2 separate regions of the Homo sapiens genome follow, and region 1 is linked to region 2. A link is a loop called in an ENCODE intact Hi-C map of the cell type or tissue named here. Cell type or tissue: Caco-2. All regions are shown on one strand. Each heading gives the region's core, and the rest is flanking DNA. Links, peaks and the distances in the headings are about the cores only. Region 1 has its middle 57 kb from the start of LINC01427. Region 2 overlaps LOC284788 (a long non-coding RNA gene).

Region 1 (12,498 bases), core at 2,121-10,120, 63 kb after region 2:
GGGATAAGAGGTTACCACTATCATTCGTGTTTGCCCCCAGCATATACTAGTGTTCATGCATACTAGCACTGTGTGAGCATGTATGTATGAGCGAGTATCCTTGTATGTGCAAGGGTGTTCTTGCATGAGAGTGTGTGTTGCGTGAATTTGTACATACACATGAGTGTATATGCATTTTTGGTGGTGAAAGGGAGAAAATAGTATTTACTGAGCCCCAAGGCCACGCCTAGTATAAACCAAGAACTTCCTTTAAATTATTGCACACATTTAGGTAGATATTATTATTACCTGCATTTTTCAGATGACAAAAACTTTGAGTTAAATAGTACATATTACCAACTCGCAATATAATACATTGTTTACAGGAGTCATAAAGGGTGTAATCTAAGTTTTCCTAGACCTGAGAATATACTCTAAGAATCCTGCAATGATTCACATGAGAAATGGAGGTTAGCATCACAATGGAGTACAGAGATGTGCTAGTTAATAAATTGCTGGTTACTTCAATGTCTAGCCACCATGGTCTGACAGCACAGACTTTGGAATCAGTAGACCCTGCTTTGCTCTCATGTTCAACTACACACCAGCAGCAAGGTCCCTGAATAAGGCCAAGAAGCAAGGGCTTCTATCCTTTTTAAGACATCTTGCCATTTTCAGAATAACTGTTTTTGGTAGCTGTTCTTGCATATACTCAAGGGTGCAAAGCACATTTCTTGCCTGGGTTAAATAAAATACAATGTGACAATGCCATGCAATGTATTAGGTTACATCATATAAAATTGCCGATATCCAGTTATTTTTTTCCTGCAAAAATGATCATTTTATATGGCTCAACCCAATCCTTTATTAAACTGTAAGAAAGAGAGAAATAGCCATAGAGAACCCGCAAACCATGCAGGAAAGTTAATCTAGGTAACAAGAGGCAAGAGTTATGATCAGCTTTCCAAAGCAGTTCTTAACAATCTGCCACTTTCAAAGGAACTCCCCTGCTCTGTATTTATGGTGAACTCAGCTTGTGCAAGAAACAAGGTCTGTAGGATGAGATTCAGAATTAGGGGATCAATATTTTATGCCAAATCCAAGCTTCTGGTGGATGGGAATTGATGAGGAAGGACGAAGGGGAGACCAGGCAGCTGCAAATGTGGCCTTTGTGGATCTGACCTACTTGTACATTCAGGGTCCATCCTGGCCCCAGCTTCTGTAAATGAATAATTTAAAAAACCCTCCTTGAATCCCTTGTTAGGTAACTCTTAAGGCTACTCTTTATCTTTTAGTATTAATGTCTAGACAGAGGTTCTCAAACTTTGGGGTCTCAGGATCCCCTTATACTTTTAAAATTATTGACAATGTAAAGAGATTTGGTTTGTGTGGGCTTATCTACTGATAGTTAATGTATTAGAAAATATAACTGAGATTTAAAAATGCTTATGCATTAATCGGCCCAGTGCCTTGACTTAAGCCTGTAATCCCAGCACATTGGGAGTCAGAGGCCAGCGGATTACTTGAGGTCAAGAGTTCGAGACCAGCCTGGCCAACATGGTGAAACCCCGTGTCTACCAAAAATACAAAAATTAGCGGAGCGTGGTGGGGCTTGCCTGTAATCCCAGTTACTCGGAAGGCTGACACAAGAGAATCACTTGAACCCAGGCAGAGGTTGCAGTGAGCCAAGATCGCACCACTGCACTCCAGCCTGGGCGACAGAGAGAGACTCCATCTCAAATAAATAAATAAATAAATAAATAAATAAAATAATACTTATGTAACATAAATGAACAGTTTTATGAAACATACTATACTTTTCCAAAACAGAAGCTGGGCGGAAAGAATTTCACCTGCTTGCCTTCTATTTAAAGACTGGCTTAACAAGACACCTGGAATTTCGTGTCTGCCTCTGCTTTTGATCTGCTGGAACATCCCATGTGCCCTCGCCTCTGGAAATCCCGAGTACACTAGTGAATAAAGCAAGTCATTTCTCAGGAGCACAGTATTAGGAAAATAGTTTTGAATTTATGGACCTCTGAAAAGGATCCTTAGGGCCTCGAGGGTCTCTGGACCATATTTTCAGAACCACTGGCCTAGGGTGATTTTTAAAAATTATTAGACTTTACTCTTAGATCAGTTTGAGACCCCAAAAGGCCCTCATTCTATTGTGCAGCCAGGGTTGGGAATCGCCACTGTCTGTTGTCTTATTGTCTAAAACGCATCTGCGATCCTCCCTGACCACCCCCAATGCCCCCACCCGGCTCCCGCTTTCAGAGCGAAGGTCGCCGCGCTCCTTCGTCGCGGGGCCCTCCTGGTGCCTGAGTCAGGTCCCATGCGGAACGTGGGCGTGCGGGGACAGCGGGAGACCAAGGCAAGGGCGACGGCTTCCGGGAAGCAGAATATGCTGCCATCACATCCTGGACCAGGTCAACTTCTGTCTGGACCACCGGCAGGAGAACGACCCCCTCCACGCCTGCCTCCAGTAGCCGCTGAAGTCCAACCGGAAGAGGCGCCTTGAGTTCCAGCAGCAGCTCCGGGAGGTCCCGGCCATGCCAGTCCCTAGGTTCCGGGTGCCCCGAAACAGGCCCAACCGTGTCCCCTGGGCCAGGCTCCGGCTTGGGCACTCACCTCTTGGCTTAAATACCTTCTCCAGGGCCAGCCTTCAGGGTACCCTGGTGGGTCTGCAGCCTGGGACAGCTTCCCACACCTTCCCACAGTCCCCTTTGCCTGTCTAAGCTGGTCCCCACCGCCTGGCATCCCCTTCTGGGGCCAGAGGTGGGCCTGAGTCCCACCCACGTGCCTGCCTGCTCAGCCTTCTGTGCACTTCCTACTCTGTCCAGGCCTTGAGCGTCCACATTCAATGGATCTCACACACACACACACACACACACACACACACACACACACACACATCAATCAATTGCATCGGGTGTCCTATCAAAAGTCCAAACTCCGGCCGAGAGCGGTGGCTCACGCCTGTAATTCTAGCACTTTGAGAAGCCGAGGTGGGTGGATCAGGAGGTCAGGAATTCGAGACCAGCCTGGCCAAGATGGTGAAACTCCGTCTCTACTAAAAAATACAAAAATTAGTCGGGCACGGTGGCGGACGCCTGTAATCCCAGCCGCTCAGGAGGCTGAGGCAGGAGAATTGCTTGAACCTGGGAGGCAGACTTTGCAGTGAGCCGAGATCGTGCCACTGCACTCTAGCCTGGGCAACAGAGAAAGACTCTGTCAAAACAAAACAAAACAAAACAAAACAAAACAAAACAAAACACCAAAAACAAAACGTCCAAACTCCTTAGCAGGGTAGAGTCCCTAAGACCTAATAGCCTTCTTTCTGTCTTGTGGTCCCAGGTCTCCAGGGACAAGCGTGGTGTTAGCCTGACAATATTCAACTGAAGTTCTCAAGCTTTTTCCTCTGTGCAGCACTGGGAGACTTGCAGCCCTCTGCAAAACTGTCCTCTTATTTCTACCTGAGTTCCCCAGGTGGGGCCCAATAAACCCTGCTAATAATTCTCCACCAAAAGATTGTCATTTTAAGGAGTGCAGAGAAAGTGTCTTTTTTACAGGACTATTGTCAGCACTTCCTTGCAAGTGGTAGCTCAGTAAACATTTATCGAATGAATGAATGAATGAATGAATGCCACATGAACACAGCCACAAAGATGCCGAGTTCACCATCAAGCTACTCTGTTGTTCTATGTCTTGTTTTATGGATTTTAAACATGTGCTTCTCCATTCTAACGACTCATTGAGTGGGGAGTGTGTGTGTGTGTGTGTGTGTGTGTGTGTGTATCTCACGGAACAAGCTTGTGAGCCTGTCTATTTCACTCTAAGGAAGTTCACCAAATATATGAATTCTTGTCAGCTGGGCCCAGCCAGCCCTCCGCATGTGCCCTGAGCCATTGAGGCAACTAGAGGGTGTCCATGTCCAGTCGGAAGGTTGAATGCTGGTTGGGTGCTGTGTGCTGGTGGCCTAGGACAGGGTCAGGTTAGGAATAGCAGTCCCTTTAGGATTGTTCCTTCTTCTACACCCCTCAGCTTGCATGCATGTGCAGGTGTGTGTGTGTGTGCGCGTGTGCATGCATATGTATGTGAGAGAGAGTGTATGTGTATGTGCATTTTGAACCATTTGAAAGTGAGCTAAAGATAGCATCCCCTCTGCCTAATATATATTTTGGTGTCTATTTCCAAAGAACAGGATATCCCTTTCCATAACCATAACAGTTACCCAAATCGGCACATTTAACTTGGATACAATACTTTCAATCCACAGACTGTATTTAAATGTTGCCAGTTTCTCCAGTGATATACTTTAGAGCTATGCTCCGTCTCTTCGGTCTGCTTTAATTTTGGACAACTCCTCAGTAGTTTTTGTCTGATTTGACCTTGGCATTTTTGAGAGGTGCAGGTCACTTTATGTTATAGCCGATATATCCATTTGGCACTGGTCATGTGAATATCTAAATAATAAGAAGTCCTGGTCCCACGTATAATGGGATAAGCACATGCCACTCATCTTGCTCAGCGGATGTCGCTATAAAACCTGAACATAAGGCACAGGGCAGCTGTGAGGACTCTGAAAAGTGACTCATAGAAGAGGACTGGAACTTAAAGTGCTGAAACTGCTGGTGATTTTTTTTTTTTGTCTGTTACTTTTATCCCTCGGCACTCGATGCAGATGCAGTTGCTGAAGTACACACAGAACCAAGTAACTAAAATTCCAGCTTTGTTGCCAGAAGACCTAAAAAGGGACTCCAGGGAACTAGAAAATCCTGGGAGCTCATGGAGAGGGAGGAGTTCAGAGAGTGGCCCACACAGTTGACATGGGTTTGACGAAATACACACAGGAGATGCTAAGAGTGGAGCAAGAGAGACTCAGGCCTGGACCAGCCATGGTGGGGCACATAACTGATCAATGTAAAAAACACTGCCAAGGCTTTTGTTTCTTTGAGTTCTTAAATAATTAATTAATAGACTATTTTTAGAGCAGTTTTAGGTTTTTGGAAAATTGAGTAGATGGTATCAAGTTCCCATATGCTCCTGCACCCCCCCACTCCCCTTATTATTACCATCTTGCAATGATGTGGTACATTTGTTATAATTGATGAGCCAATATTGTTATGTTATTATTCATTAAAGTCCATAGTTAAGTCCAGAGTTCACATTAGGGTTCACTCTTGGGTACATCCTATGGGTTTTGACAAATGCATAATGACATGCATCCACCATAGGGTACCATACAGAATACTTTTAACTGCCCTAAAAATCTCCTGTGCTAAGCTTGTGTGGTGGTGTGTGCCTGTGGTCTCAGCTATTCTGGAGGCTGCAATGGGAGATCCCTTGAGTCCCATAGTTCAAGGCTGCAGTGAGCTATGATCATGCTTCAGCTTGGGTGACAGAATAAGACCCCGTCTTAAAAAAATAAAAATTAAAAAATTGTCTCTCCTGTACCTATTCATCCCTCCCTCTACTCATCCCCAACAACCCCACCCCAGCTGAACCTCTGACAAACACTACTCTTTTTACTTCTCCATAGATTTGGCTTTTCCAGAATGTCATATCGTTGAAATCATACAGTATGCAGCCTTTTCAGATTGACTTCTTTCTTTATCAATATGCGTTTAAGGTTCCTCTATGTCTTTTTCTGTGGCTGGTTAGCTTTTTCTTTTTATTACTGAATAATATTCCATCGTCTGGATGTACTACAGTCTGTTTATCCACTCGCTGTTGAAGGACATCTTGGTTGTATCCAAATTTTGGCAATTATGAATAAAGTTGGCATAAACATTCTCATGTAGTTTTTTTGTAGAGACACAAGTTTTCAACTTATCTGGGCAAATATCAAAGAGCCTGCCTGCTGCTTCACAGGGTAACAATATGATTACTTTTGTAAGAAACTGCCAATCTCCCTTCCAAGTCAGCTGAACTGTTTTGCACAGGCTTTGGACTTGGAGTTATGCAAGGGTAAGCTGAAGTCTCTAAGAGGGCATGATAGGGCTGGTTTTGTGAGTTTTGGAAAACTACAAACATGATTCAGCTGCAACAGTGGGAAGGAACTGCCACTGCTGGGTGGAAGCGGCCTTGCTGGAGAGATGCTGGGAGGAGGAGGAAGTCCTCAGGAGGAACGGTCGGGCCCCTCTCCCTCCAGATTTGCGGCCTCACTCTAGCGTCCCCTTGCCAGGAGCATCTGGCCAAGCCCAACTGCAGTTTGCAGAGTCCCAGTGCTGGCATCACAAGGCAGGATATAGAAAGGTGGGTTTGGAGCCAAGAGAAAATCATTTAATAATGGCATTACTCCCAGCCCCCGCTGGGATAAGTCCCTATCTTATTAAAGCGATAACACAAAGCAGTAGTGAAATTAACAGCACTAGACATGCCACTTTCTCTCTGGACATCGGCATTTCTGTAGGGCAGTAATTTCTACGATCTAAGATTGCCTCCCTGCTGGACTCAGAAAAGAGGTAACAAAAGTGGGTAAGTTTCTATTTAGTCCTGCCAGTCCAGCCTTACTTGAATTGAGGCTGAGCCTGGAGAAAGCTAGATTCCTGGAAGCAGCAGTCCTGCAAACCCTGAGCAGCTGAGCACAAACCACAGCCTGTCTAACGTTCTATTTACATTATTGCCTGCCTTTTGTAATGGAGGGGGGCAGAGAATCACGACTCTGCTTTAAAGTTTCAGCAGAGCTCCCCACACCTCAGCCCCTGCCCGAAATTCACAGGTACATGACGCAAGTTTACAAAAACGGAAAAAAAGCAACCATTTGGTTTGAGCTGAATTGAAAAGCAAAACAAAACAAAAAAACCCTCAGAGTTTCTTTTGAAAATTATAATCCTTCTCTTTATCTCTCTACAATCACTTTCAGTGAGGCTCACGTTCATCTTTAACCTTTAATCTTCCGAAGTGTTCAAGGATGGACGCTAGTGACGAAGTGTCAATTTGCTGGTCTAACACGCCTCCTGGTGGTCAAAACTATCCAAGATCTTAACAGGTATTAGACAACTCCATGGCCTTAAATGAGCATGGAAAAAAGTATGAAGCCAGAATATGACACAACTGACTGAAAAAAAATACATGACACCATTTGTAGGGATAAAAATGTGTCTCTGTTTAGCAAGAAAAGCCACACCATAGGTGCTGTCATTCCATTTAAAAAATCAGATTATTCACATATTCTGGTAGTTTTTATTACAGCTTCAACTTCTAGCTTCTGTTTTGTGATATTTTGCCATGTCATACAGTTTTGGTTGCCATATAAGTAAGAAGGAAAGCCATTGTGGATTCACTTCTGAATATTAAAGATAAAATAAAGGCTGCATAGGGACCTATACTTTGATATAAAATAAATGTTCTTTATTGTTCAATAAGCCCTACTTATTTTCTCCTCCTGTCAAGGAAAATTTAAAGATAATTAAATAAATTAAAATTCATTGACCTATAGGTTAATAAAGTCCATTAATATTCCTACTGTTTATAAGAGCTTGAGAGATAAGCCAAATGATTGATAGTCTATGATATAGTATCTTTCTGGAATCATCCTCTGTAAATTTCCACAAGGAGGATTTTCTTTTCTTTTTCAAAAATCACTTTATTGAGGTAAAATTAATATGTATAAAGCTATACATAATTAAATGTCTAGACCTCTCGAAGTTTCTTCTCACCCCTATTATTATTATTATAAGAACGCGTCATATAAGCTCTACCCTCTTAGAGAATCTTAGGAATGCAATACTGCATCATTAGCTGTTGGCACTATCCTGCACCACAGTCTCCAGAACCTACTCCTCTCGCCTGGCTGAAACTTTCCACCTTTGATCAACACCTCTGCTTCCCCCCGCAGCCCCTGGAAACCACCATTACACCCTTGACTTTTACAGTTTCACTATTTTGGATTCCATGTATAAGTGAGATCACGTGATATTTGTCTTTCTGTGCCTGGCTGATTTCACTTAACATAATGTCCTCCAGCTCCATCCATGTTGTCACAGATTACAGAATTATCTTCCTTTTTGGAGGTTGAATAATACTCCACTGTAAGTGTATACCACATTCTTTTTATCCATGCATCACAGATGGGATTTAGGCTCTTTCTACTATACCTTGGCTATTGTGAATAATGCTGCTATGAGCATGGGGTCAAGTATCTCTGTGAGATCCCAAGAGTCCTGGTCTTCCCTCTGTGATGACCCTGCTCTGGGTATTTTACTGGGAGAGCAGAGAAGAATGGAGTGGAGAATGTTCTTGACTGAGTGTTACCATTGCAGAGGCTAGGAGTTCAAAGAACCAAAATTTAAGTCTCAACTTCAAATCCCAGACCCAGCTTTCACTTATGTGTGGAAATTGGAATATCATTATTCATCTCCCGTTCTTTTCTACACTGTCTAATAAGAACAGTGGCTACCTAACAGGGACATGGCTCCTTGAGAGCAGGAATCTTGTCTGTTTCTAGCTACTGGTCTGCCCCTAGTGCCTGAGAACTGAAAGCAGATGGCCTTGGTAAACAATATGGAGAACAAGCAAAAATGACTTACCTGCAATGCTGAGAACAAGCAAAAATCACATCCAGGAATTTCTCCTGAAATTAAGACTCTGCACCAATTACATTGTTTCCTTATCAAGACTAACACTAGTTCATTTCACTTCCTTCATCTTGCTGTGCTACCAATCTATAGTTGGTCAGAAACTCTGCCCAAACCCAGTGGCTTCCCACCTTCCAAAATCGACCTTAAAAATTACTACCGCCTTCTCACTAAAACCCAGTAAACATCCTTTCCTGACTTCCCCGTTCTGAGACCCTATGCTCAGAGGCTCCCCCAACTGCCCTCCGCAAATGCAGCAGGTGAAACAAATTTCGCTTTGCTGGATCAATAGTCTTTTCTGGTGTTTCTGCATGTTCAAGAGTAGACATATCTAACTCACAGTAAGCCCTGGCAAACATTGGTTTCCTTGCCTTCCTAGACCTTTCCTGCAAATGAATGGCCTTTATAGGACAGGCCACGAGATGACCCTCATGGTGGATCCTGTTGCTGTGACTTACCAGGTTCATGACCTTGGGAAATTTGCCAAACCTCTCCAAGGTTTAGTTTCTTCTCTGTCAAGTGGGGATCAGTAATAGTCCACATCTTACATATTTTCTATAAGGATTAGAAGAGCAAAGTCACATTCTAAGTTTTGGTTGTTATTCCTCAAAATTAATTTTCTCCTTTGGAGTCTATCTAACCAACCAGGCTGCAAAGGAAGAGCAGGCATTTCAAGGATCTTTGACTTTCATAATTATCCACGAAGTTTTACTCTAAAGAGACATCCAAAGACCCAAATTAAATTCTAGGTTAACTTATAGCCAACCTGGAGACACACAGTCCCCCAAACCTCCACACTGTCCAGGCAGTGAGCACACAGATGGGAATAGATTCAAATAGGTGGAAACATTCTGAAGCCCAAAGATAGGGGCAGTGATGGATCTGAATTTCCCCAGAAAGCAAAGCCTCCAGGAACAATTTACACGACTTGGCCAATAGAACCCTTGATGGTAGCTTTAGTTTTGTAAAATGGAGGTTTGAGGAACCATTCCAGAATGTGTACCCATCCATGTCCAAGAGAATGCTACAGCCTGTGGAGTAGCTGGGTTTGCACTTCCAAACAAGGTCGTGTGGGCCTAGGATGTGTAGCCTTTTCTACAATGAGCTTTGTGCATTAGAGTTCTGGTGCCTCTGTCCTTATTCCAGAAAGTACAGCTTATTCACAACTTGTCAGAAAGGCCTGGCCCCCAGAACTCTTGGCTTGAGGTTGTGACGTCTAAGTTTAATGTAAGCTCTAAGAACTAACTACCAAGTTGAAAGTCAGAGAATTCAATGGAAACTGGCAGAGCATCTGGAGACTTTACCTGAGGTTCCGCAGTCTCAGCGGGACCAACATAATCCTGATATTCTCTCCTAGGAACTGCAAGGTCAAGCTCAGAAATATCTTTTCCCACTCAAACCCACCCAACAAGAGAGCTGTACTTGACAGCCAGGTTCTGGGGGTTTCCCAGAAGGTTATTAAACAATTTAAGAAGTAAAAATTAAGAAATAAATAAATAAAGGAAGAAAAAAATACAGGGAGGAAGGACAAAGGAGAAAGAGAGAGAAAGAGGAAGCAAAGTCAGGGAAACAGAAAAAAAGAAGGAAGGAAAGAAAAAATGAAAGGAGGGAGGAAGGGAGGGACAGAGAGAGGCAGGGAGGGAGGGAGGAAGCTGGGGACTTGATTAAGAATATCTAGAGTTCCTATTAGTAGTATTTGATTCTTACAACAAGCTGGCAGTTGGTAGAAAGGACACTTTTGCAATAGAACCTCTGCTAAAGACAGATTTGTTAGTAGAGGTGAAAAGTCTCCCAAAAGCCCCTTTCCCATAGACCCATTCAGTGAATCTGGCATAGAGAATTTCAGATTCCCCATGAAACCCAAAAGCAATTATCTGAGATTAGCAGGAGATCAGAAACAGCTTACCTCAAGTATTGTTTTCTAAACCCAGAGGGCTGGAGAAATTATTATCTGGTAAGAATTCTAAAAACTCTGAAACTGGTAACATTTGTTCAGACTGGAGGGAGAAATATAAGACCATGACAGGACAGACATACCATTGATAGCAGAATATGGTTGGAATGGACTTTTCTGAGATCTGTTTTCATTTCTGAAAAGTGCACAAGGACCCCAATGAGAGCTCTGTCTTAGCTCTTGGATAACTTCTCAGCACCAGGTGGATGAGAGAAAGGTTTGTTGAGGCTCAATACCAAAAAATTGATGTCTGGAAACAGCTCAGTGATGTCTGCTTACATCACATGGTCATGCTTCAGATATTTCAAAAAGACTGTGCTGTTGGAAGGAGAGCACGTGGTCTTTTTTTTTTTTTTTTTTTTTTTGAGACTGAGTCTCGCTGTATTGCCCAGGTTGGGCTCACTGCAACCTCCATCTCCCGGGTTCAAGGGATTCTCCTGCCTCAGCCTCCAGAGTACCTGGGATTACAGGTGCCCACCACCACGCCCAGCTAATTTTTGTATTTTTAGTAGAGACAGGGTTTCACTATGTTGGCCAGGCTGGTCTCGAACTCCCAACCTCAAGTAATTCGCCTGCCTTGGCCTCCCAAAGTACTGGGATTACATGTGTGAGCCACTGCGCCTGGCCCCACACAGTCTTTTAAAGTAAACTAACTCAAGCCTCTGAAAGATAGCAAAGGAACAGTAAGTATTGGGCCAGATATGAAATTAGTCATTTAATTGTGATAAATTCCTTTAATTTAAATATCATCGCATGTATATTTTATGAGATAAGATGAGATTTGCAAGTGAAAGTCTATAAAAATGGTAAAGAGCTAAGAAGAATTAAGGTCATGAAGGTTTCTAAATGTTTTCCAGGCCACCGACGACATGAATAGTTTACTTATAACCATTGACATGGTACTTCTGGTGAAATTAGGACCACTCAGAGTGTTCTCTTATTTCAGATCAGGCATCACTTGGTTTAGATATTGGACTCCTGACAGCCCTAGTGTGGCATGAAATGCCTGGTGACCGATGCACTCTAACAGTGTGCTTCTTCCAGAGGAAGCAAGGTGGTGGTCCCCTGGCCCCCAGCTGATTCTCCAGGGCAGGCAGGGGACTGACTTCAAGCCGGTCCTCTGAATTCCCCAACCTGAATGGAAATAACATTTAAATCTAACTCCTAGACTGGCTTTTCTGGCTAGAAGAATCTCACCTGAAAATCTCTTTTATCTCAATAACAAAATATCAGATCACGTTTATTATTGTATTTACAGAAATTACAGATTTGGGCAGACATTTATTATATTTGGTGTAAGCTGGCAATTGAGAGGCTGTGGGTTGGTTTTGAAGTGGGCTCTAACACAGATGTTGTTCTATGGAGCCCCCACGTGGACACGCATAGGTATAACCGCTCTGCAGCGCACCCTCATCTTAAGGAAAAAGGTCCCGTCTGTGTCTGAGGGTGTCTCCTGAGCCATCAGGAGAAACATGCACTGTGCTGTGATGGAAAGGATTGCCATTCTTAAAAGCCAGACCTCACGGAATCAGAGTTAACACTGACGGGTGAAAAAAAATGGGCTGAACCTAGGTGAAATTGGCATTTTCAGCCACACATTCGTGTAGGATTGAATATGCTCTTCTGCAGCCGATTCCTCGCACAGTCCGACATTCCCCACTGGCCGCGTTCTGACTGGCGCACCTGCGTTCTCACCGTGACCAACCTGTTTGCATCGTGGAGTAGATGATCTGTTCCTTGAGCAGACCTTTTCCTAGAACGTAGCAATCTCTCTAGAGTTGAAAATAAGTTCTGCACATGCTCACTTCATCCAGTGCACATTTGATCTTCTGAACAACAGCATTAAACAGCTTTTGCTGTTTTGTAAGATTTTTGGAAGATAATTCAATACTCTAAATCAATCAGGTGTTGGCAAAATACAGAGAGTAAATATTTTCGGCTGGTAGGTCAAGAGGGAAAATTCCAGAATATTATCTAGGTACT
Region 2 (12,498 bases), core at 2,998-10,997:
TTTACAAGCCAAATTCAAATGCTTCCTCCTTCATGAGACCTGTAGATACTGGTATCCTGTTGGTACCTCTTGCCAAATCCATGTTCATGTTGATAGTTTGAATTCATCTGTGATGAGAGTATCCAAGCCGTGAAAACTGGCAAATGCTGAAAATCAGAGCTTGATTTATTGTTTCGTTGTTTGTCTAGACTTAAGAAAGTGGTGGAGAAAATGTTAATATAGCAGGTTAAACTTAAAAATGTGCTGCGTTTATAGCCATTATATTATGAAAACACATAAAGCATACTTCAGGAAATATTTTTTGAGTATTTGAAAACTGTTCTCCAATTCAACAAAGAAGCCATTCATTCCACTGATGAACAACTAAAGTCCCAATATATGTCCTCATTGTTTCACTTTCATTTTACTACTTAACATCAACAAAAACATCAACTAACATTCATGTTGGAGTTGCATTTGCTCATCATTGAGGTGAGGGGCTTCTTTGCAGAATCTGAGAGTGATCAAGAATTGATTTGTAGGCTGAGCATGATGGGTCACACCTGTAATCCCGGCACTTTGGGAGGCCAAGGCAGGCGCATCACTTGAGGTCAGGAATTCGAGACCAGCCTGGCCAACATAGTAAAACCCCGTCTCTACTAAAAATACAAAAATCAGCCGGGTGTGGTGGTGCCCACCCGTAGTCTCAGCTACTGGGGAGGCTGAGGTGAGAGGATCACTTGAGGTTGCAGTGAGGTGGAGGCGGAGGTTGCAGTGAGCTGAGATTGCACCACTGCAATCCAGCCTGGGCAACAGAGCGAGACTCCATCTCAAAAAAAAAAAAAAAAAAAAAAGAATTGATTTGTAGTTGGCTATGAGGGCAAAAGTTCAGCAAAATCAACAAAAGAATTCTGTTAAAATCAATTAGCTATATGGAATTTATAATTAATAATATTTTAAAAAAATATTTAATTGACAAAAATGTATATTCAAAGTATACTATGAGATGACGTGATATACATATACATTGCATAATGATTACCACAGTCAAATTAACTAGCACGTCCACTACTACTCGTTACTATTTGTGTGTGTGTGTGTGTATGTGTGTTAATCCTTAAAATCTGCTCTCGTAAAATTCCAAGTTATCAATACATTCTCCAATTATGCATTAGATCTATAGAACTTCTTCATCTTATGACTGAAACCTTGTGCCCTTTGACCAAAGTCTCCCTATGTCTCTCACTTCCCAGCCTTTAATCACCACTACTCTGTTTCTATGAGTCAGACTTTTTTAGATGCCATGTATTAGTGAGATTATGCTGTATTTGCCTTTCTGTGTCTGGCTTATTTCACTAGGCATAATGTCCTCCAGGTTCATCCATTTTGTCACAAATGGCAAGAATTCTGTCTTTTTAAGGGCTAAATAGTATTCCATTGTATTCTACATTTTCTTTATTCATTGATCTCTTGTCAGTGGACACTTAGATTGTTTCCATGTCTTGCTTATTGTGAATGATGCTGGAATAAACATGAGGGTGCAGATAATTCTTCAAGATTCTGATTTTGTTTCCCTTGGATATATTACCCAAAAAGGAATTGCTGGATCATATGATAATTCTAGTTTTAAATTTTTGAGGAATCTCCATACAGTTTTTCATACTGCAGCACCAGTCTGCATTCCAACCAACCACAAAGGCTCTCTTTTCTTCACACTCTCGCCAACACTTGTTATTTCTTGTCTTTTTGATAATAGCCATCCTGAGGTGTGAAGTGATAACTCATTATGGTTTTGATTGTCACTTCCCTGATGATTAATGATGTTGCTCACCTTTTCATGCACTTGGCCATTTATATGTCTTCTTTGGAAAAATACCTACTCATTTTTAATTGAGTTATTTGGTTATTTTGCTATTGAGTTGTGTAAGTTCCTTATATATTTTGGATATTAATACCTTATCAGATTTATGGTTTGCAAATATTTCCTCCCATTTCATAGGCTGCCTTTTGTTTTGTTGATTGTTTCTTTTGCTGTGTAGAAGCTTTTTAGTTTGATGTCGTCCTGCTCGCTTATTTTTGCTTTTGTAGCTTGTGCTTTTGGTGTCATATTAAAAAAAAAAAACATTGCTAAGACCAATGTCAAGGAACTTTTCTCCCATATTTTCTTCTAGATATCTGTAACAAACACGCACACACACACTTTTTGCCAGAGAGCCATTTGTTAGACATTTACCAGAATATAGTAGTCCCTCCTTATTCATGATTTTACTTTCTGCCATTTCCATTACCTGTGGTCAACCACAGTCTGAAAATATTAAATGGAAAATTCTAGAAATAAACACTTCATAAATGCTAACTTGTGCGCCATTCTGAGTAGCATGATGAAATTCCTCACTGCCCCACTTTGTCTTGCACAGGACATAAATCATCCCTTTGTCCAGCATCTCCACACTGTAGACACCACCATCCATCAGTCACTTACTAGTCGGCTTAGTTATTTAGTGTACATAGGGTGTGGTACTATCTACAGTAGCAGGCAACCAGTGGGGTCTTGGAATGTATTCCTCAAGCATAAGAGGGCACTACCGTACCACTATCAGGCTGAGGCAAGTATCCTCTGGGATTGCTTAGCACAGGAGGAAGAGGGAGGACTGCCCAGCTTACCTGCTCACCTGCCCCTCATGTGGCTCCTTGGAGGCCCCCTGCACTACCATGTACATGTGATGCCCCAGCAGCTCCTCCCTGCTGCAGTCTCCTCCTGTGGTTATTGTGGCTGAGCCTTCCCTCAGACCTTGTTCCTCCATCCCTGTAATCCTAGATGTGTTTTCATTCCAAGCAAGTCCTCACATATTTGTCCTGCGTTGGTTAAGCTCTCTAAGCCTTAGTTTCTCCATCTGTAAAGTGGGAACAATATTAGTATCTACCTCAGAGCATTGTTGTAAGTAAAAAGAGGGTAATGAATGAGAAAATCGTGGCCCACCGCCCTGGCACACAGTAGGAATAATGCCAATAAACATCACAATAGCAAATGTGGCAAATATCTGCTGAGTGCTTGTGAGACTTCCTTTGGAATCTCTATTTATTTACTTTTCATGGCAATCCAGTGAGATGGATTCCATGTCACTCCCATTTTACAGATGAAGAAACTGAGGCACACAAAAATTAAGATATGTGTCCAGAGCCCCACAATAGGGGATGTTCGGTAAGCTACTATTGAAGAGTTAGACAACATCAAAACATGGTTTTCAGATATACTCCCCTTCTCTCTTCTCTTTCTTTTTCTCCACCCATTTTTCTTTATTCTTACATTCTCTCTTATTCCACTGCATTTCTGATTGCTCATTTCCACTTTAGCCACTTGAAAGGAAAAGGGAGAAAACGTCAAAGAAGGTTCTTTGTTTTTCTGTGAGTGCTTCACTTTCTTTGATGCTTCCTTTGGGGTTTTATTGACTTTTTAAAAAATTGTTTTGATGTAACTTCAAACTTGTAGAAGAGTTGCAATATCTGTGCAAAGAAGGAGAAAATATACCTCATTCAGATGACACATTTATTTCCATTTTCTCTCATGTGCTTTATCTTTCTTTAGAACTCTTTGTCTTCTCTCCACCTATTGTTCGCCAAACATCAAATTGATGCTGTCAGCTGTCCTGGCTTTACAGACTGCTGTACCAACAACTTGTTTCTCCAATTCCTCTCCTCTATATTCTCATATATGATCAAAGTTTTAGTTTCCTTTTCTAATTACAATTTTCTTCCTGTCTGTTCACAGCAGAGTCCTTTCAGCCACAAGTCTTAATAGTTTGTGTGAGTGTTAATCTGCTTCTCATAGAGTCACCATGAAACACACCTTAGACAGGTATGTGCTATGCTGTCCAAAACCCTTGGGTCTGAAAGTGTTCAGAATCCAGCAACTTAAAGATTTTTAAAGATAAGATGAACAATATTCCATGTGTTTAATAAAATACCCAGTGGGGTCTAGGGGAGCAATCTCATAATTAAACACAAATATTTCTGCAGCAAATGCATGCAGAATAAAAGATTTTACATATTCTCAGTACAGTTCATGTCATGTTAAAATTTCAGTATTCAGAGCTTCTTGCTTTTTGGAATTGCACACAAAGGGTGCTGTAATTTTTTATATGGTAGGGGATAGGTTCAGATAAATACTTTAGTGACTGATCAACTATATAGCATCTAAATTGCATAAAAATTTAGTAAGTAGATCAATTTTATTTTAATTGACATATTAAAATGATTATAATTTCAATAGAACATAAAAAACAGGATATTGACAGCTAAATATCCCTACATACACCAGAGTAGGATTAAAGTCTTAAAGATAAAAAGCAAAGACTAATGCTTTGTTTTACAACAAGAAGGTCTTCTTTGAAGTCATAGGGAAACAAGGTCTCAGCTGTAGCAAATTGCGTGGCCTTCCAAGAGAGCAGGACACATTGTAACCATGGGGACTCCAGACCGTTAATAACATTCTATATTAAAGAACAGATAGTCTGTAGTCCCAGCACTTTGGAAGGCCAAGGCTGGCAGATCACCTGAGCTCAGGAGTTCGAGACCAGCCTGGCCAACATGATGAAACCCTGTCTCTACTAAAATACAAAAATTAGCCAGGTGTGGTGATGGGCACCTGTAATCCCAGGTACTCAGGAGGCTGAGGCAGGAGAATCGCTTGAACCCAGGAGGCAGAGTTTGCAGTGAGCCAAGATCGTGTTACTGCCCTCCAGCCTGGGTAACAGAGGGAGACTGTCTCAAACAAAACAAAACAAAACAAAACGAAACAAAGAATAGGCAGGCCTATGTACCAGATCACAGTCCATACAACACATTAGTTCACATAAGTGCAACTAATACATTCTATTCTATAATAGCACAGCTTGTTATCACATAAAATTACCAGCTTCCTCATAGTATTGTATGCTTCTTATGTTGACTAAATAGATAGAATGAATATTCCCCCATGTGGCAACCTCTATTGAGTCTTCTTTTCTCTGAAACTTTTAAAAAATACATACTTTCTACCAAATTCCACCTAGCATGAGATTGGACACTACCTCAAACTTTTCTCAAATGACTTCATGAGTAATATTCATTTGGTACCTGTAGTAGGATTTATGTATTCTAAGCTAAGAGTTGATACTAAACAAATATTTGAGATTGGTTGCAATAAATCTAAAGAAAAAAACAGCAAATTTCAGTTGGGATGCAACTTGAAATTATCCCAAATATATAAAAGTTTTTGTGATGAATTTATTGTTACATATAATATATTCTCAATATTCACTTACTGAGGTTGATTAACTTTATGCCGTTTTAAGCATTGGGAAACAAACTTAAACAAATTGCCACAGTCAAAAGTCAAATCAGAGTACCAGTGATGTTATGTTTTAAAGCCTTCAGTGTAAGTAATGAATTGCCCAATACATCATGGATGATTTTAAGATATTCCTTGTTTGAGTAAGAGACCAGAAATCACGTTTGCCAAAAGAACACTCTTTTCCCAAGAATGCAGCAAGGCTCCCCATCCCCAGGAACAAACATCACTTTTTTCTTGATGTTGCCCTTAAAATATGAGGCTGAAGTTCAGAGTTAAGCACATCCTGGAATTAGGAACTCTCACCAGCACCAGGTGCAGGGAAGTAGGCAACTTTGCCACTGGCTTATTTTTTTAAGGAGACTGTGCCTGTACTCTCTGAGCAAAGTGGCAATATCTGCAGCTGCCTGCCTGCCACCAGACAGCCAGTCCGATGTGAATTATTTAACAGAAGGTATTGCAACCTCCACTCACAACAGAGGAGGCTTCAAGATTTGTGGGTGACACCCTGACAGGCTGCAGGATCAAAGCCAGGATTTTAGAGAAGAGGTGCAGTTGAGCAGTGCCCGCTGGCCAAGGAGCCGTCATGACCTAGGGGCAGAGGAAGAATGCCAATCCATGCTGCGAGGGTGGCACATTCCAAGGACTAAACCAGAAGAAGTAAGGCCAAGTGCTGGCAAGAGGGAGCCACAAACCAGAATGATTACGTTTTTAAAGCACTGCTTCCTGGTTCAGACATAAAATTATATTTAAATGTCCTGCCTCTTTGCAATCAAAAGAAGCTAACTGAAAGAAACACGCACTTCAAGGCTGTAAATCTGAAACTTCCTAATCCCCGAAAGTCCACACTAGACTTCTTGCCTCCATGGAAACAACAAAGCATTCAGCCAACTGATTGGCCTCCAATGAATTTTAGATAAGACAGCTTGGAAGGGAATGGATGTGATTTTAATGCAGAAGAAAGCGCTGGAAGGGAGGTCCACTTGGTTCATATTTGAATAAAGCAAACAAGGCAGACGAAAGGCTGACAGCTGTAAATGACATTGTCAGTACAAAAATTATCAGCCAGTTTACAATCTGTTTGCTTATGTTGAACAAACAGACTGTGTGTGGCATCCTTCGGCCTGGTGAATGGCAGAAATACTTGCGGGCTTCAGAAAAGCTATCTGCTCTCCTGCAGCCCGGCCACAATTAGATCGCCATTTGACAGCCACACTGAAAAGGAAACTGTGTTCTCTGCCTTCCCCCACACTCCCTTGCCTCTTTGCTTTCTCTTTTCCTTTCTTTCTTTTTCTTGGTCTTCTTCTTCATAAGACAAGCACTGAAGTTGGGTAGAGACACTCGTCCTGTTGTATCAATGGCGTGAATTACGTTAGTTCTGTTTCTGGATCAAGTCGTTTACTGATGTGTCTGACATTCCAAGTGGGAGATCTTCAGTAACCTAGCAAGGCTCAGCGCCAACAGTCTTCATTTTTTATTCCTTACAGGAAGCAGAATCCAGGAGCTCCTGAAAGAATGCCACTTTTTTCTTCTTTGTGCAGCCTGTCTCGCAGACCGTTTGCTTTGAACTTGCTAGCATTGCATTTGGTGCCGAAACAAAACACAAGCAGGGCTGTGGAGCTCTATTTCCCCTGAGCAAGACCCCGATAGCACAACTTTCAGGAGGGAATAAAACCTAGTGGGCGCTACCGCTCCCGGGGAGCTATGCTGAGTGTTTAACCCAGCCCCCAACCTGAAAGGAATGAGTTGTGTGGTCCCATTGCTTAATCCCCTCTGTGTTCTGCAAACTCAGAACACAGAAATAGCTCCTTTTGTTCAAAAAGAATGGAAAGCAAACACAGGTACTAATTTTATCCCTCACGTTCTCAGAGGCTGCCTCTTGTTTAACTGCATCAGAGAGATTTAAGCTGCTGGGAGTGGCTTTTTTCACCGGGCCCGAGGCTGTTTGGGCACTGGGAGCTTTTTACCTAACAGATTCCAGCTCACCTTGGAGTAAGCGAGTGACACACCTCCTTGCCCTGGGCGACAAGTCACCTCTGTAGAGCGCACACACTGGAAAACAGAATAACCTCATAGGAAGACAACAGTCTACAAAATCTAGAGTTCTGATTTTCATCTTCTACCTTGTGTATTGTCATTATTTATTGTGTCTTATTCTTGCTAGAGTTAGCAAATGTATTCATTTGAGGAGAGGATCAAGTCTTTCTGTTACGCCTTCCTTTCTTTTCTCCTTCTTTAATATAAAGAATCTATTTAGAGGTACTTGGTTTATTTGACCGGAAAAAAAATGATGATAGGTGAGTATGGTGTGTTCGTCACAGATAAAGGGTACATCACAGGCACACACAAAGCCGGAAGCCCGTGGTAATTACTGGTAAGCAGCGAAGCATCAAAACACCTCTTGTATGAAAGTTCATCCAATTACCACTAACCTAGAGAGGAGAGTTATGTTGCACTGTGCTTTTCATTTTAATCTAAATGGCTGTTTCTTTTTCTCTGATATGGCCATCGGTCATAAAGAGTTGACCATCATCAAAACTGTTTGATTTGGAAGTCTGTAGTGTTTGGCTAAGAGGGCAAATGCAAATTTGATGAAAGAATAAGGATAAATTTACATATCAGCCTCAGCTCACATGGAGAGAGTAAACATTCTGTTTATCTCAAGTGTCACTTTATGATTTCAGGAGAATATAAAACTGACCTTGGCCCAGTCATTGCAAAAGGCCTAAATGAAATATACGGTTGTCTAAATACAATTTACTCAAGTAGAACTTGTCAGCAAACCCTGCGGAACTCAGCAAACAGGACTGGAGAGCGCAGCGAAAGAATTTTGTTCTGATAAACTCCAAAATGAAATTCTGGAGCAAGGAGTAGGTGAATAAGAAAGGTTAAGAAAAAAAATCCTACCTCATGAATTTTATGGTAATTAGCGTGAATTAAAACATCCTATTTAGCTGTAGTTTTAGGCTTTAGTTATCTAAAAATTAGAAAATAAAAACAAACAGAAAATTTTAAACGCCAATGTTAAAACTGTAATGTATAGTATTCTTTTACCAAACCTTTGTTTTATCATTTGGGGACAAGAGTAAGATCATCATTTGTTTGGTTTCTAGAAACTAATTGATTCCAAGAACTTTAACACTCCATAGGTAGTTTACACTGCAAGAGGATAATTCCTTTTGGCTGTTTAAATCAACCACGTTTGCATTTTCCACAACATTTTTAATTAGTTTTTTCTCAGGCTAAGTCAGCATTCATCACTGGGTGAACGAACATCAGACTTTGTTCATAATGGAGGCTTTTGAGTGTGCAGAAAAATATTCCAAGACAATTGCAGGCATCTGAACTCATATTTCACCCCCACTTTCTTGTACCCAAAAGTTCAATGTGGAAAATGAAAGCATAAAATGAGATTCTTTTATGGAGAAAAGTTGATGGCATAAATAGAGTAAGGGGGTGAGGGAGTATATACATATTTTTAATTTGAGCTATTCTAGAAACTTTGCCCACAGTAGAGCAAATAATAATAATAATAATATTCTGAATGAAATAAAAGGTGAAGAAAATTTGGCAGAAATGAATAGTTTTAATTACAAAAATAAAGAATATTCTTGTAGGACCTGTTTATGCATTTACCTTTATAGCCCACAAAATATTTTTTAAGTAAATAATTATCTATTTATATTCACATAGAATAATACAAAGCTTTAACGAAGACCGCAGAAGAACTTCATATCTGAGTACCATTTGCAATCGATTTACAAATAATGCCAGCATCCTTAGCGACTTCTTCAGGCAAGGTTATACTGGGGGTTTTTGAGGCTAAGCAGGTAAGAGTGCTAACATAAATGAGAAGAAAGTACCTCATTGTTACCAAAACTGTAGCCAGGCTTTCCACGTGGGGTTTGAAAAGAGATTGACATGTTGCCCTCACTGGAAGGAGAGTAAAATCAAGTTTGTGTGGGGTGGGAGGAGAGGTTGTATGTATCTGAGGAAGTCAGGCTGTTGAAATGCTTTTCCTCAGTGTCCTGTGTTCACATACAGGTGAACTGGGAGTACCGCACACAGCATGGCTTCCAGCCTGAAGTGACTGTAAAATGCCAGTGAATAGAGAGGCTCAAGGCTGAGTAAAGGATCCTGCACACTCAACAGGCTCATCCTTCTCTGCACCCGAGTTGTTCATAGAGTCCCAGTTACAGAGCTTTCAGAAGGCGGAATTCGTCCACAGCACACTATTGATGCCTATCGAATCTAAGGAAATTAACTAAGAAGGGAAGAAATAATCTTCATAGAAAAGGGATTTGAGAACCCAGAAGAGGGTATGGGCCTGGCAGTGTGCATGCTGCAAACTATGCACCATCACTGGCCTAAAACGCACCTCTGTGTGCATCATTTACTCACGTTTAAAAATCACCCTCTACTTGTTCTCCTGTGACCCTCATTGGACTATATCCAGACAGCACTGAAAGTGATAGCCAGAAAAAGTAGAAACAACCCATGTGTTCATCCACTGACGAATGGATCAAAACATGTGGCGTGTCCATCCATACAAGGGGATATTACCCAGCAGTCAAAAGGAGCAAAGAACTGATGTATACCACACCATGGCTGATTCTCAACAGTATGTTCAGTGAAAGAAACCAGTCACAAAAGCACATGTACTGTATGTCTATTTATATGAACTGCTTGGAGGAGGCACCTAGTGGTTGCCAGGGGCTTGGGGTGGGGGTGGAGGGCAGGAATGGGGAATGCCTGCCCCCTCCATGGGGTTTCTTTGTGGGGTGATTAAAATGTTCTAAAATTGGTATGGTGATGGTTGCATGAGTCTGTGAATACACTAAAACCACTGAGTGGTACACTTTAAACAGGTAAATGTTATGGTATATGAATCAAATCTCAATGAAGCTGTTAGAGAAAAAAAACAAAAGGAAGCAAAACCTGACATCTAGAGTGTTATGGAGCCAAAATGAGCTTTCAAAAAGAATTGCATAGGCCCCTGAGGAACCATGGAAAGCAACATGAACGTGAACTCCAAGCAGGCCATGGGCCATCTCCAACCGATTCCACCCAGGTGAAGGGAGCAGGTGTCAGGATCAAATCCTGACTTAAAATTGGTAAATATTTGTTGGTTATCTATGCTGTACTAGGCATCGTGGCCCACAAGGGAGAACAAAATTTCTTGTGGAGCTCACAGTCTAGGAGAGAGGCGAATATATGCAATTAGCCAGACCACAAGTGGCACAACCATGCATGTCATTAACAGTGGGCTTGGAAGTGCAAGGGGCATCCACTTACCTCTGGGAATCCCTGCTGCAGAGCAGGGAAATCAGACAACAAGTTTTCTAAGTTTAGATTTTATTCTGTAGGTCATGAAGAGTCTCCAAAGTTTCTTTAGAAGAAAAGTGATAAGATATTTAACAGAACCCAATGTTAGGTTCTGTGCTGGATCCCAGCACAAACGCACGAACGCAAGCTTGAGGATCCATGATTCAGCAAACCTTCAGGTCCAGGGAAAGCACCTGGAAGCTTCTCCCTTTGCAGCATTGTTGTAGGTTGAAGGGATTGTGTGGTTCTCCAAACACCTAGCAAGATTCTGGATTGCATGAATACTATTAAGCCTCAGATGCAAGTTGGAGTAAGTTTACCATTCTGAGACCTGAAGATCACATCTGAAGGCCTCATTCAAGCCTAGATACCTCATTTCCAAGGACCACATATAGAGGAATATGGGCAGGACTTGGGAAGAGCCAATAATTACAGAATATAGAGAAAGGTGGAAGAAAATATGAAAAACCCACTTAGCCAGGGCAGGTATCCAGCCTTACCAAGCCCCTGCTATGGACTGGGTGCTGTGTATCACTACCAGCATTACTTCATTTAATCCTCAGAACCCTAAAAGGGAGAAGATGGGTAATGATATTATCCCCATTTTGCAGATTAAAAAACAAAGCAATAGAGCAATTGAGGAATTCGTCTAAGATCATTTAGTAAATAGTGAAAGTATTCCAACACAGATCTGTTGATCATCAAAGGTTGTACCTTTAATCACTGTGTTATTCTGCTTTCTTGTTCCGAATATTCTTAAAATATTTAAAAACTTGTCAATAAAGAAAAGCTTCAAGAAGGCAGCAAGTTCAGTTTCTGAACTCTGTAAAGAAGAGATACACTTTCAGAAAGAGTTCCCAGTTGTTGAAGATGTTGGTGCAGGAGCCAAAAGACCATTTGTCGGAAATGTGGATGATCTAAAGTATTATAATTAAATGGCATATATGTGTTCTGTCAACCTGGTTATTCTGATGTGGGATCCTACTAACAGAACCAGAACCCCCGCATATGGCCATGAAGGTTGGATATTGCATGACTCCAGGGGAGGGATGCTTCATATTCAGAGGCATTGTGGATTTTCATATAGATCATGACAGTTTTCCTGAAGATTTTAGTCAAGAGTGCGAAGGGAGAGCTGCACTCTATTTCTTATATGCTCCAAGTTTCCATTTGGACCCTTAAAGGCGCTAACCATATCTGACATAGAAATATAATTTTAAAGGAAAGGGATGGATAGGCATAAGGCCAGAGATAGGAATATGAGTTAGAGGGTAATGGTGATGACTTCAGCAATAGGTAAGGAATGAGGGTGTGGATAAGAATAGAGAATTGATGAGGATCAGGAAGCTATTTCATATTTGTATTAGTCCAGGAGAGAGATGAGCTGGAAACACAAATTTAGGAGTCGTGAATATGAGAAGATAGTTGAAGGTTAAGGGAACTGGTAAGTCTACATGAGAAAGACCAAGGAACAAGAAAAGACAAGCATTGAAAGCTTGATCACTGTGCAAATCTAAGTCACTGGTCAGGAAACAGAACGTTTTCTGCAGGTAGAAGGTGATTGACAGAGAGAGTGTTTCAGACAGTGGGATGATGGAGAAGTTGATGGACCTCACAACTTGGATTGCTGTCAACCTTTACCAGACCACTTTCAGTAGATTGTTGATGGAGAATGGTACAGAAGTCCAACTGACAAATTGTGGAACAATAGCTGCTCAGAAAGTAGAAATAGTGAGTGCAGAAGGGTGGTGTTGGAGGAGAAACCCAGGGAGCTGTAATTTGAGGTGAAAGGAAGTCACGGGAAGTTTTTTTCATGGGAGCATTGGGAAGACCTGTTGACACAATAAATAATAAATCCTTTGTCA

The links. Hi-C counts contacts between places; a loop is a spot of excess contacts. Peaks named below come from ENCODE experiments on the same cell type or tissue, not always from the same donor. Only the 100,000 strongest peaks of a DNase experiment are listed, where the experiment ranks them.
Region 1: it touches region 2 in a loop (5-fold over the local background); 6 of 110 quality-filtered maps call a loop at or near these places.

Annotation. Positions count from the first base shown.
Region 1 is chr20:22,333,737-22,346,234 of GRCh38, reverse strand. It overlaps the pseudogene BBLNP1. Among named protein-coding and RNA genes, the nearest start is that of LINC01427, 57 kb to the right of the region's middle. RefSeq lists an enhancer at 11,770-12,064. In Caco-2, for the core only: a CTCF peak has its summit at 6,923 (motif pointing left); a DNase peak (open chromatin) is centred at 6,934.
Region 2 is chr20:22,397,966-22,410,463 of GRCh38, reverse strand. It overlaps LOC284788 (a long non-coding RNA gene), which reads left to right. Exons shown (of 3, transcript NR_027090.1): 2 at 9,002-9,138; 3 at 9,353-10,131. Among named protein-coding and RNA genes, the nearest start is that of LINC01427, 120 kb to the right of the region's middle. RefSeq lists a silencer at 4,259-4,553 and enhancers at 6,563-6,672, 5,302-8,589. In Caco-2, for the core only: no CTCF peak of the experiment used is centred there; DNase peaks (open chromatin) are centred at 6,383 and 7,243; H3K4me3 peaks cover 1,405 bases.